Linked DNA regions of Homo sapiens: region 1 is linked to region 2. The links are chromatin loops, found by intact Hi-C in ENCODE. Cell type or tissue: IMR-90. All regions are shown on one strand. Each heading gives the region's core, and the rest is flanking DNA. Links, peaks and the distances in the headings are about the cores only.

Region 1 (6,329 bases), core at 1,876-5,875, 490 kb after region 2:
GATGCAAGAGGTAGGTTCCCATAGTCTTGGGCAGCTCCACCCCTGTGGCTTTTCAGGGTACAGCCTTCCTCCTGGCTGCTTTCATGGGCTGGCATTGAGTGTCTGTGGCTTTTTCAGGCACATGGTGCAAGCTGTCAGTGGATCTACTATTCTGGGGTCTGGAAGACGGTAGCTCTCTTCTCACAGCTCCACTAGGCAGTGCCCCAGTAGGGAGTGTCTGTGGGGGCTCCCACCCTACATTTCCCTTCCACACTGCCTTGGCAGAGGTTCTCCATGAGCACCCCCACCCCTGCAGAAAACTTTTGCCTGGGCATCCAAGCGTTTCCATACATCCTCTGAAATCTAGGCAGAGGTTCCCAAACCTCAATGCTTGACATCTGTGTACCCGCAGGCTCAATACCATGTGGAAGCTGCCAAGGCTTGGGGCTTCCACCCTCTGAAGCCACAGCCTGAGCTGTACCTTGACCCCTTTTAGCCATGGCTCTGGAAGGAGTGGCTGGGATGCAGGGCACCAAGTCCCTATACTGCACACAGCACGGGGACCCTGGGCCCAGCCCATAAAACCATTTTCTCCAAGGCCTTGGGCCTGTGATGGGAAGGGCTGCCATGAAGGCCTCTGACATGCCCTGGATACATTTTCCCCATTGTCTTGGGGATTAACATTCTGCTCCTTGTTACTTATGCAAATTTCTGCAGCCGGTTTGAATTTCTCCTCAGAAAACGGGATTTTATTTTCCATTGCATTGTCAGGCTACAAATTTTCCAAACTTTTATGCTCTGCTTCCCTTATAAAACTGAATGCTTTTAACAGCACCCAAGTCACCTCTTGAATGCTTTGCTGCTTAGAAATTTCTCCTGCCAGATACCCTAAATCATCTCTCTCAAGTTCAAAGTTCCACAAATCTCTAGGGCAGGGTCAAAATGCCACCAGTCTCTTTGTTAAAACATAACAAAAGTCACCTTTACTCCAGTTCCCAACAAGTTCCTCATCTCCATCTGAGACCACCTCAGCCTGGACCTTATGTCCACATCACTATCAGGCGTTTGGTCAAAGCCATTCAACAAGTCTCTAGGAAGTTCCAAACTTTCCCACATTTTCATGTCTTCTTCTGAGCCCTCCAAACTATTCCAACCTCTGCCTGTTACCCAGTTCCAAAGTCGCTTCCACATTTTCAGGTATCTTTTCAGCAGCATCCCACTGTACTGGTGCCAATTTACTGTATTAGTCCATTTTCCCGCTGCTGATAAAGACATATCTGTGACTGGGGAATTTACAAAAGAAAGAGGTTTAATTGGACTTACAGTTCCACATGGCTGGGGAGGCCTCATAATCATGGCAGAAGGCAAGGAGGAGCAAGTCTCATCTCACATGGATGGTGGCAGGCAAAGAGATAACGAGAGAGAAGCGAAAGCAGAAACCCCTTATAAAACCATCAGATCTCATGAGACTTACTACCACAAGAACAGTATGGGGAAAACTGCCCCCATGATTCAGTTATCTCCCACCAGGTCCCTCCCAAAACATGTGGGAACTATAAGAAGTACAATTCAAGATGAGGTATGGGTGGGGACACACAGCCAAACCATATCATACACTTTGCTGTTCTTGGGAGGGAGTGATGTCCTATAAATGTCTGTTAGATCTAGTTGGTTTATGTGTTGTTCAAGTCTTCAACTTTTTTGTTGATCTTCTATCTGGGCCTTTATGGAATGCAAGGTGTTGAATTCTCCAACTATTAGGGTAGCACTGTCTAAAATTACATCTTTACATATTATGTGCTCATTAACATAGATTTATAATTATTCTTTTATGCATTTATTTTTTAAATCCTTTTTCCTTAAAAAAGAGGAGTTACAAATCCAAAAATAGAAAACTACTTACTTTTAATTTCACCTATGTAGTTACCTTTACTGATATTCTTTAGTTCTTCATATGGCTTTGAGCTACTCTCTCCTAGCCTCTTTTCAGGCTGAAGGACTTCCTTTAGTATTCCTTGTAGTTATGAACTCCTTCCGTTTTGTTGTTCTAGGAACATATTTATTTCTCCTTCATTTTTTAAGGATACTTTTGCCAGATTCAGGATTCTTTTTTGGCTTTTATTCGCAGCACTTACGTCATTCCACTGCTTTCTGAGCTCCATGGTTTCTGATGATAAGCCTACTGTTAATCTTAATGAAGATTCCTTATACATGACCAGTCATTTCTCTCTTGCTGTTGTCAAAATTCTCTGTTTTTGTCTTTTAACAATTTAATCACAATTTGTCTTGGTGTCGATCCCTTTCAATTTATCCGCCCTGAAGTTCATTGAGCTTCTTAGATGTGTAGACGCCTGTCTTTCATTAAATTTGGTAATTTTTCAGCTATTATTTCTTCAAATATTCTTTACACTCCTTTATTTTCTCCTCTCCTTTTGGAATTCCCACTGTGCAAATGTTTGTTTGATAGTGTCCCACAATCCTTACAGGTCTTGTTCATTTTTCTTATTTTTTCTTTCTGTTCCTCAAACTGTATACTCTTGATGTATCTTCAAATTCCCCAATCTTTCTTCTGCCTGCTCAAATCTGCTATTGAACCCCTCCAGTGAACATTATATTTCAATTATTGTGCTTTTCAACTCCAGCAACTCTATTTGCTTTCTTTTTATAATTTCTACCTCTTTAATAGTATCCTCTATTTATTGAACAATTCACTTTTCCTGGTTTCCTTTAGTTATTGTCTATTATTTTCTTTGTTCTTTGAGCATATTGAAGACAGTTGACAATGTCTGGGCTTCCCAAAGGAATGTTCTTTAAAAATGTTTTCCTTATAAATAAGCCATACTTTTTTTCTTTGCATGCCTCATAATTTTTTCTTGTTGACAACTGGACATTTTGTATATAATATGGTAATTATGGACATCTGCTTCTCCCACTCCCCACCAGAGTTTGTTGTTGTTTATTTCTTTTATTAAATGTCTCAAACCAAAAAATAAAAAGATAAAAGCCCAAAATGCGAGAAAACACTCCCAGTCTTTGCCAGTTAGCTATGTGTTCTGGCACCCCTTCAATGCTTAACGAGGTAGTTTACAACGCCACCTTAGCCTTCACTTCCTGCTTGCATGAAAGCTGACGGTCAGTCAGAGGTGAGAGTTTACGGTGTTCTTAGGTTTTTCTCTGAGTATGCATCCAGACCAGGGCATGCCGATGGCCTTCTAGATTCCCCAGAATAAAATGAAGCTTTCCAAAGCCTTTATTCCCCCAACTATCTCCTTCTCCAGCCTCTTCCTTCCCAGGATTTTTGGTCTGTTTATTGCTTGTCCTGGCTTTCATACCTTGCTTTCTGTGACACTGGCTGTTTGCCTTTAATGTTTTTGACAAACACTGCCTGGGAAGCTGCCTGAGCCCTGAGGAAGCTCTGAGGCAGGTGAAACAAAGGCAAGCCGTTGAGTTGAACCTTCAGGAAACCATCAGGGAGGTCAAAACACACCTACAATTCCTTGAGGATAAGGTCCATAGTGCTCCCTCTGGTGCCAGCAACCCACACCAGGAATGTGGCTGCCATCTTCAAGGCCACTGACAACTTGGAGAATAGAAGATGACCACAGAACTCTCTTACCAAAATTCAGCAGTTTTTTCTTCATTACATGTTCCCCTGGATTTTGTGAGTTTTTTTTATCAGTTTCAGAGTTTCCAAAAAAGGTGCTCCTGACAGTTTTGCCAGCTTATTCATTTTTGAGTTCCCTACTTTTTTCCCATTTTTTGCTGACATCATTTCATACTATTTACTTTTGTGTTTCCCAGCCTTGCTTGAAATTATTTTCTCAGCCTGGAATGCAGAAAAAAAAGAAAGGTTGCTATCACTGAAACTATCAAAAGAATGTATTACTGACTTGTGTTACTTGACCAGCCCTGACTTGAAGGCAGGGCCAATGAACAGTTAAAAAAGTTTTTGAACAAGAATACCATCAGCAAAACAACTTTTATCTCCCTTAAAGACAACATTCATTAAATCGTTTGCCTTGCATTTGTCAAGCCCTCCATAATAGACGCAATGTTTGAGAGCACGCAGGCTTTGGGATAAGATCTTAGTATGAATTCCAGATCTTCTGCCACTTAGTAGTTGTTTAGCCTTGTACAAGGCACTTAAATTCTCTGGGACTATTTCCTTTTCTGTAAGACAGGAAAAATATACATTTCTAGAGCTGTGATAAAGACTTAAAGAGATATTATCATTTCCAGAACTGTGGTAAAGACTTAAAAAGATATACACGTAAAATTCTTGGCATTCAATGTTAGCTATTTGTTAAATTTGAATTTTTATTTTATTTTATTTTAGAGACTGAGTCTCGCTCTGTCGCCCATGCTGGAGTGCAGTGGCACAATCTTAGCTCATTGCAACCTCCGCCTACCGGATTCAAGCGATTCTCCTGCCTCAGCCTCCAGAGTAGCTGGGATTACAGGTGCACACCACCACGCCTGGCTAATTTTTGTATTTTTAGCAGAGACGGGTTTCACCATGTTGGTCAGGCTGGTCTCAAACTCCTGACCTTGTGATCTGCCCTCCTCAGCCTCCCAAAGTGCTGCAATTACAGGTGTGAGCCATCGCACCCAGCCTAAATTTGAATTTTCAAGTTTAGGTTTTTTGTTTTGTTTCGTTTTGTTTTTGAGACAGGGTCTTGCTCTGTCACCCAGGCTGCAGTGCAGTGGCACCATCATAGCTCACTGCAGCCTTAACTCCTGGCCTCAAATGATCCTCCTGCCTCAGCATCCCAAGTAAGCTTGACTACAGGCAGGTGCCACCCTGCCCAGTTAATTTTTTAAATTCTTTTGTAGAAATGGGGTCTCCCTATGTTGCCCAGACTGGTCTCCAACTCCTGGCCTCAAGTGATTCTCCCACCTCAGCCTCTCAAAATGGTGAGATTACAGGCATAAGCCACGGAGCCGGTCTAAATTTTTAGTTTTTTTTCTGGCATTACAGACACTGTTTCTTCTGGTTTAAACAGAAAAAAGAAAAAGAAACAAAAAGAGCCACTGGCTTCCTTTGTAAGAAGAGCTTAGGGTGGCCATATGCTTTTCAGGGACTGACCTTGAACTGATTTTCATAACAAGCACATTAATTTTACTTAGACTGTATGTTTACTTGGGGAGGTTTTGGGGAAAATTGCTGGGTATGTGGGGTGGGCCTCTAAAATCCTTCTAAAGCCCCTTTTAGCCTAGAGACTAATTTGCAAACACATTTTTAAAAAACAAACCCAAATATCTAGACGACGGAGGGAGCATGCCAACTCAACAGTTTTTTCAAACCAGCTTCCCTTTGTGTCTGTAGGGTCCAAGGACGTAACCAGATCATACAACACGCGCCAGGAAAGCCCAAAAGAGGGGTGATCCCTCGATGGAGGTGCCGCATCAGCGTTTTCTCACGTGGCCTCCGGGGCTCTATGAATGGCAAGAGATTGCATTCCTTCTACTACCCCTCCCAGCCTCCAGCCGGGACAAGGAACTGGAGCAAACTCGGGGCTGCAGTTCCGACTGGACTCGCCCACCTGGGCGCGCCGGCTGCCCAGCCTCCTGAAGCCTCGGGGCTGGGCCCTGCGGTGATGGGCGTGCTGGCCGTCGCAGAGCCCTCTGGGAGTTGTAGTCCGTAGCGGCGAGAGGTTTGACAGCGACCGCGGGCTTGGCGCATTCAGAACTCCAACTCCCGCCGGCCCCTGCGACCCAGGCTATTGCCGCTTCCTGTTTGGACTAGGAGCCCCGCGGTCGCAAATTGCGAGAATTTGGGAAGGGAATCTTTATCTTCTCGTCTAGTTCTCCGAGGTTGAAGGCTCGGCCTGCTCAGGTAGATCACGTTCCCACGTCTAGCAAACTCGCCCCTCGGGGAGGTGGGAAGGTATCCGAGGGAAGGCGGCGGGAAGGGTTGAAGTTGGGGCGAAGCCGGCTGTCACCTGGGATAGTTCTTTGCAGCGCATCGGAACCGTCTCTTCTTTTGGGGCTCAGGGAGGCCATAGCCTGGAGCCGCGGAGACTGCTCCGGAGGCACGGCGCGCGCTCCTCAAGGGCTCAGGGAAAGAAAGTCAGGAGTCCCTCGGGGTCTGAGGAAATCCGAGTGTCTATGGGAGTCGGTGTCAGCTGGAGCCTTAGAGAAAAGATAGGGTTGGGGTAAATGAACACCCTGACCCTCGGGTGAGAGAAGGAGGGAGTAGGAGAATTGTGGGACTTGCAGGAATGGGAGCACCCTTCTTTCTCTCTCTTGAGATAGGGTCTTGCTCCGTCGCTTGGGCTTGAGTGAGGTGGCGCGATCACGGCTGGGAGCACCTTTCTCCATCCCGAGTTGGGGACATCTAGAGGGGGAAC
Region 2 (7,848 bases), core at 2,378-6,377:
TCCCCCAGCCCAAGATTCACTGTTTGGTTCTCCACAGATGCTAGCTAGACATGCAGAATATCAATCATGAAAGGAAACTTAGAGATCAACCTTCTACTCAATACAGCTGTCTCCTCAAGAACACTGCCAAGATGGGTTTGGTCAGAACCTGCTTAAACACAGATAGTGATAAGGAGCGCACTAGCTTGTGAGGTAATTGCCTCTGTATCTGAACAGCTCTAGTCATTCAAAAGTCTTATTAATTCCAACTTCTACCCACCAGAACTAGTTCTTCCCTGTGGATTTACAGAAAACAAGTCTAGCCCAGGTGCAGTGGCTCACACCTATAATCCTAGCACTTTGGGAGGCTGAGGCAGGTGGATCACTTGAGGTCAAGAGTTCAAGACCAGCCTGACCAATATGGTGAAACCCCATCTCTACTAAAAATACAAAAATTAGCTGGGCATGGTGGCAGGCACCTGTAATCCCAACTACTCAGGAGGCTGAGGCAGGAGAATGGTTCGGACCCAGGAAGCGGAGCTTGCAGTGAGCCAAGATCATGCCAATGCACTCCATCCTGGGCAACAGAGTGAGACTCTGTCTCAAAAGAAAAAAAAAGAAAGAAAAGAAAACAAGTCTAAACTCTCTTCCAGCTTTTTCAAAATTGAAAACAGCTATCATGTTCAACTGAACATGAACATTCTGCTCTGCTCCAGACTAAACAAACCAATTCCTCATTTTCCAGAGTTGGCAGTTAAAATGGCAAATGCCTGACTCCAACACCTGCCATTCCTGGAAAGTGAGAGGTAGGTGGAGTCATGTATTTGATTCAGAAGAAAGTAAGGAAGATTGGAGGAAGGATGGTTTCATAACAACACTTAACTTACTTTTCAATTTCCAAAAGCCAGCAAGGCTAGCATAATCCTTCATAAAATTAAAGATTTCTACCTACCTGTATTAGTCCATTCTCATGCTGCTACAAAAAAACTACCCAAGACTGGGTAATTTATAAAGGAAAGAGGTTTAATTGACTCACAGGTCTGCAGTGTCGGGGAGGCCTCAGGAAACTTACAATCATGGCAGAAGAAGCAGCAAATGCATCCTTCTTCACATGGCAGCAGGAAGGAGAAGTGCCAAGCAAAGGGGGAAAATCCCCTTATAAAACCTTCCTTACACCTTATACAAAAATTAATTCAAGATGGATTAAAGAATTATATGTTAGACTTAAAACTATGAAAACCCTAGAAGAAAACCTAGGCGATACCATTCAGGACATAGGCATGGGCAAGGACTTCATGTCTAAAACACCAAAAGCTATGGCAACAAAAGCCAAAATTGACAAATGGGATCTAATTAAACTAAAGAACTTCTGCACAGCAAAAGAAACTACCATCAGAGTGAACAGGCAACCTACAAAATGGGAGAAAATTTTTGCAATCTACTCATCTGACAAAGGGCTAATATCCAGAATCTACAATGAACTCAAACAAATTTACAAGAAAAAAGCAACCCCACCAAAAAGTGGGCAAAAGATATGAACAGACACTTCTCAAAAGAAGACATTTATGCAGTCAAAAAACATGAAAAAATGCTCATCATCACTGGCCATCAGAGAAATGCAAATCAAAACCACAATGAGATACCATCTCACACCAGTTAGAACAGCAATCATTAAAAAAACACAACAGGTGCTGGAGAGGATGTGGAGAAATAGGAACACTTTTACACTGTTGGTGGGACTGTAAACTAGTTCAACCATTGTGGAAGTCAGTGTGGCGATTCCTCAGGGATCTAGAACTAGAAATACCATTTGACCCAGCCATCCCATTACTGGGTATATACCCAAAGGACTATAAATCATGCTGCTATAAAGACACATGCACACATATGTTCATTGTGACAGTATTCACAATAGCAAAGACTTGGAACCAACCCAAAGGTCCAACAATAATAGACTGGATTAAGAAAATGTGGCACATATACACCATGGAATACTATGCAGCCATAAAAAATGATGAGTTCATGTCCTTTGTAGGGACATGGATGAAGCTGGAAACCATCATTCTCAGCAAACTATCGAAAGGACAAAAAACCAAACACCGCATGTTCTCACTCATAGGTGGGAATTGAACAATGAGAACACATGGACACAGGGGAAGGGGAACATCACACACCGGGGACTGTTGTGGGGAGGGATAGCATTAGGAGATATACCTAATGCTAAATGACAAGTTAATGGGTGCAGCACAACAACATGGCACATGTATACATATGTAACTAACCTGCATGTTGTGCACATGTACCCTAAAACTTAAAGTATAATAATAATAAAATTAAATTAAATTTTAAAAAAACCATCAGATCTCATGAGAACTCACTATTATGAGAACAGCAGCATGGGGGAACCACCCCTATGATCTAATCACCTCCCACGAGGTCCCTCCGCCAACATGTAGGGATTACAATTCGGATTACAATTCAAGATGAGATTTGGGTGGGAACACAGAGCCAGACCATATCACTGCCTAATTACCAAAGTATTTCTTGACATAATATTTTAACATCAGAAAAGTTTCCACAAAACCCCAGTGGGTGAGAAAGCCCATCTGAGCAGAACATGTGTACTAAATTAATCAGTAAATGTGTATATTGCCTCCATCCTAAAGGCCCCATACATAAAGATTAAGATATTTTTAAGAATTAATATTATTAAAATAAAGATGCATTCTATTAAAGTGCATTCTAAGAGGCATCTTTACTGAATTTCAACACAGAAACACTCCTTAAAACAGAAAATTCCATTCCCCAGGTCCTCTTCATGCAGGAGAGATGCTCAACATGAAATGCCATTCACAGCTCAGAAAACCTACCCCCGCAAGAGCACAGAGATGCTAACATTCAAAGAAACACAACATGTGTTGCATCACAAATTTGGTTAGGAAGAAAGATCTGATTGCAGTCAGATATTTACTCTTGAGATAATATTGTTGCAAGACTTCCTCCCCACAGAATGAAATCTCTTCTTTTCCACTCCCACGGTATGAAGGTCACTTTGCATGTTTGTTCCCTCAACTGGTACATGTGGAAAGTTCGGAGCTATTTTTCCCTTTAAAATGTTAGAAAGAAACTCTCTTCTTCTCATATGACTGACACTTTCTAAAACACTCTTATCATCTCAGGAAATACACCCTGAGGGACTGGAGAAGACATGAGAAATGGTAAAAATGTTTCTGCTCACAAAATTACTACAGCCTGCTGCACAAGGCAAAGGGTCTCGTTTAAGAGCAAGGAGACACAAGTGCCTATCAATGTCAAAGTAGTAATTTGGATAATAATAACAACAGGCACACTTTGTTTTTTTTTTTCTTTAACTTTCATTTTAAGTTCAAGGGTACATGTGTAGGATGTGCAGGTTTGTTACATAGGTAAATGTGTGCCATGGTTGTTTGCTGCACAGATAATCCCATCACCTAAATATTAAGCTCGGCATCTATTAGCTCTTCTTCCTGATGCTCCCCCTCTCCCCACACCACCCCCTCTGACAGGCTCCAGTGTGTGTTGTTCCTCTCCATGTGTCCATGTGTTCTCATCATTCAGTTCCCACTTATCAGTGAGAACACGTGGTGTTTGGTTTTCTGTTCCTGCATTAGTTTGCTGAGGATAATGGCTTCCAACTCCATCCATGTCCCTGCAAAGGACATGACCTCGTTCTTTTTTATTGCTGCATAGTATTCCATGGTGCATATGTATCACATTTTCTCTATCCAGTTTATCACTGATGGGCATTTAGGTTGATTCCATGTTTTTGCTAACAGTGAATAGTGCTGCTATTGTGATATGCATGCAAGTATCTTTATAATAGAATGATTTATATTCCTTGGGGTATATACCTAGTAATGGGATTGCTGGGTCAAATGGTATTTCTGCCTCTTGGTCTTTGAGGAATCACCCCACTAATTAACACACTTTGAATATTTACTCTGGGCCAGGCACTGCTTTAAGCACTTCATATGAATTAATTCATTTAGCTCTCAGAACAGCCCTAAGGGGGAGGCACTATTCTTATCCATTTGGCAAGTGAAGAACGGACATAGAGATGTTAAGCAACTTGCCTAAGGTCACATAGCTAGCAGGTAAGTGGCAGTGCCAGAATCAGACTCTAGAGGTGAGGCCCCAGAGCTTGTGCTCTTACCATTTTTCTATATGTATGCTTTGTGTCACCTGATATATTTGAAAAAAGTCACATGAGACTAATTTTGTTTCAATGCCAGCCAGCTGTATCAATGACCTTTAACTTGTTCTTGCATGGCCAAAGAGTTCCAGATTGACTCAGGGCCCAGGTGAAGGTCCACAGAGACTCTTTATTACCAGTGGGTGGCAATGTTGTCCCATGAAGCCATCGTGGTGCAGTGTAAGGCCTGGCATGCTCCTTAAAGGTGGAAAGACGCCACTTTGTGGATAGGTCATTCTGGGTACCCCTAAGAATGCAGTTTCTTCAAAGCATTCAGGATAATCCCGCAGGGGGAGAGAGGGAATTAGAGGAATGCCCAGGAAACTGTTCATTGAAGTGATTCTTCCCGTCCTGCCATAATATCTCCAGTATGTCTCAATCATAAATAAGACATTTGTCTTCCCACTAGGGCATGTCTTTCTTAGGGACAGAAACTCTGTAGCCTTTGTAACTACAATTTTACTAGCATATGGTAGATGAGTAAATGGATGAATGAGTTCTTCAGAGGCAATCAATTCTATTTCAAGGAACAATCTAAGAAAGAGCTTCAGAGTCCTCTGTGGTTGTCCAAAATGAATCCAGACATCATTGGTGACCCTAGGATGTGTTTAGTCACCCAAGAATCCTCAGAATAGAATAAACCAAAGAAAGCCTCCCCAAATTACCCTGGTCTGAGCTCTTGAAATTGCAATACCCAATGTGCCCTTCCACTGACCTGGCCCTTTTGCAAAAGGGTCACAGCTTAGGCAGAACAAATGTCAAGCTAACTTCTGGGTAATTTCAACAAAATGGGCCCAGTAACCGATGCAGTCAAGGGCTTTCCCAAAGAGCTCCATAATAACCCAAGGACAGAGCCACCATATGAAGCTCTAAAAAAGGAACTTTTTGTAAAACTTGAGATACTCTAAGGAAGGTCCTCTAATCTAAAACATTTTTAATAGCCTATTACGTGTCTGACATACCAGTATTAATGCTAAGCCCTTGACATTGGATAATTTATGATACATCCAGAAATCAGTTAGGTTTTTTGACCATGAAAAATGAAGGAAAGAAATGATCTTAAGGCTGTCTATTCTTCCAATTTTTAGGTAAAAATTAATAAAAATTAAAATACATACCTATGTCTTTTTTAAAAAAAAACCTACTAGAGTATTTATAAAGGTCAGAATTAGCAAAATACATACTTTTTTCTTTTTTAGGATGTTATCAAACAGCAAGGACTTGCTTTCTTAGTTATAGATATGCTAGGCTCTGTGTACCCCCTTAGTATTAGTTTATTAAAGCTAGTAAGCCTGAATTTGGTTTATTCTGACAGGTATAAAAGAACATAAATTCATTATAGAGAATTTGAAAAATATAGAAAGTTCTGAAGAATATCCAAGAGATTATCTCTATAGACTTTTTGATGCACGTTCTTCCAGGCTTTTACGGACTTTTACACATTTCATATATATACATATTACAATTAAAACACAATTGTAGAGATGCTGTGTTGCTCAGGCTGGTCTCCAACTACTGGTCTCAAGTGATCCTCTCACCTCGGCCTCTTTTTTTTTTTTTTGAGACAGAGTCTCACTCTGTCACCCAGGCTGGAGTGTAGTGGTGCGATCTCGGCTCACTGCAAGCTCCACCACCCGGGTTCATGCCATTCTCCTGCCTCAGCCTCCCAAGTAGCTGGGACTACAGGCGCCCGCCACCACGCCCAGCTAATTTTTTTGTACTTTTAGTAGAGACAGGGTTTCACCGTGTTAGCCAGGATGGTCTCGATCTCCTGACCTTGTGATCCGCCCACCTCGGCCTCCCAAAGTGCTGGGATTACAGGCGTGAGCCACCAAACCAAGCCACACCCAAGTTTTTTTTTTTTTTTAACTTTGAACATGGTAATTTATCTTATGCATTATTTAAATCAACTGTTTAAAAATGTTCAAAAGCCACTTTAAGAAACATTTAAAAATACATTTTTCTGACTTAATGGTGATCACTTAAAATAAGCAAGTCACCAGACATTTTTAAACCATTCATAACACCATTACCTTAAATAATTGTTAGATTCCAAAACACAAACATTCACTATGTAGTACAACACACTGCTCAGCAGTAAGATTAGTTTCCCTCTGATAAAATACTTCATGTAGGTTATTAATTTGCCGGGCCCTGCAAAGTTATTAAAATTTAACTAATATAAACTGAAAACTAGAGAGGTAAGGGAATTGAAATAGAGCACAATTCAACCCTAAAACTTTAGAGCTGGTTTCTCTAAAGAGAATTTGTAAAATTCCTTATTCCACCCTTTGTTAAAGTTTTTATTTCAACTCTTAGATATAAACACGTGTTTGGGTTTTTTTGGGTTTGTTTGTTTGTTTGTTTGTTTTGAGACAGAGTCTCACTCTGTCGTCCAGGCTGGAGTGCAGTGGCGCGATCTCGGCTCACTGCAAGCTCTGCCACCCGGCTTCACACCATTCTCCTGCCTCAGCCTCCTGAGTAGCTGGGACTACAGGCGCCCGCCACCACGCCCGGCTAAATTTTTTGTATTTTTAGTAGAGACGGGGTTTCACCATGTTAGCCAGGTTGGTCTTGATCTCCTGACCTCGTGATCCGCCTGCCTCGGCCTCCCAAAGTGCTGGGATTACAGGTGTGAGCCACCGCTGCCCAGCCCCTAAACACGTGTTTTTAAATCAACAGAGGTAACATTAACATTTAGCATAGGATCTATCACAGGTTGTCTCCCAGATTGCTTCAGTATGTTTCTGTCAGGCCTACTATAAAGAAGAAAAACAAAGCAAATGGGTTTTGGTTTTTTTTGTTTTTGAGAAAAGGGTGAGTGGAAGAATCCAAATAACTTTACTTCCTTTAATAATTGTAGATGTGGCTAGGCGCGGTGGCTCACGCCTATAATCCCAGCACTTTGGGAGGCTGAGGCAGGCGGATCACCTGAGGTTGGGAGTTCAAGACCAGCCTGACCAACATGGTGAAACCCCGTCTCTACTAAAACTACAAAATGAGCTGGGCGTGGTGGTGCATGCCTGTAACCCCAGCTACTCGGGAGGCTGAGGAAGGAGAATTGCTTGAACCCAGGAGGCAGAGGTTGCGGTGAGCCAAGATCACGCCTGGGTAACAAGAGCGAAACTCCGTCTCAAAAAAAGAAAAAAAAACAGTAATAATAATAATTGTAGATGCAGAATTAATTTAAAATTCTAGATTTTTAAGTAGGGCAACTATCTTGAGAGCCAGCAGGCATTATTCTTAGACTTTTACTTTCAATCTCATAGGGAAACCCAGTTCGTAGGTTTAAAATTTTCAATTAAGTAATAAAAATTTTAGTCACTATTAACAGCCAAATTAACCCTTTGAAGGCAGCATTTAAGAGTAACTAGAAAATGGGAATTAGTAATAAAACAAATAAAGAAGGGCAATAAATACAAAGCAGAAACTGTCAAAGAATAATAGTCTAATGAACTGAAAACAAATGGAGAATAAAATGCTAGATATAATTTAATCAATCAAGGGATTCTTTCAAGTACAAAAGTGCATCAGCCTGCTAATAACTATGGTTTGACAGTCTCAAAGAAGTGAAAAATTAATACTCAAGAAAACAATTGTGAAAATAACCAGTTAGCAAATTTAATGCTCAAATCCAA

What was found. Peaks named below come from ENCODE experiments on the same cell type or tissue, not always from the same donor. Only the 100,000 strongest peaks of a DNase experiment are listed, where the experiment ranks them.
Region 1: it touches region 2 in a loop (4-fold over the local background); 28 of 110 quality-filtered maps call a loop at or near these places.

What each region holds. Positions count from the first base shown.
Region 1 is chr5:55,711,703-55,718,031 of GRCh38, reverse strand. SLC38A9 (solute carrier family 38 member 9) reads left to right here and starts at 5,708. Exons shown (of 16, transcript NM_173514.4): 1 at 5,708-5,815. RefSeq lists enhancers at 4,802-5,445, 5,281-5,470, 5,561-5,610, 6,181-6,260. In IMR-90, for the core only: a CTCF peak has its summit at 3,531 (motif pointing left); a DNase peak (open chromatin) is centred at 5,631; H3K4me3 peaks cover 843 bases; H3K27ac peaks cover 430 bases.
Region 2 is chr5:56,197,814-56,205,661 of GRCh38, reverse strand. The region is part of intron 2 of ANKRD55 (ankyrin repeat domain 55); the gene reads left to right. Among named protein-coding and RNA genes, the nearest start is that of ANKRD55, 32 kb to the left of the region's middle. In IMR-90, for the core only: a CTCF peak has its summit at 4,358 (motif pointing right); a DNase peak (open chromatin) is centred at 4,361; H3K27ac peaks cover 239 bases.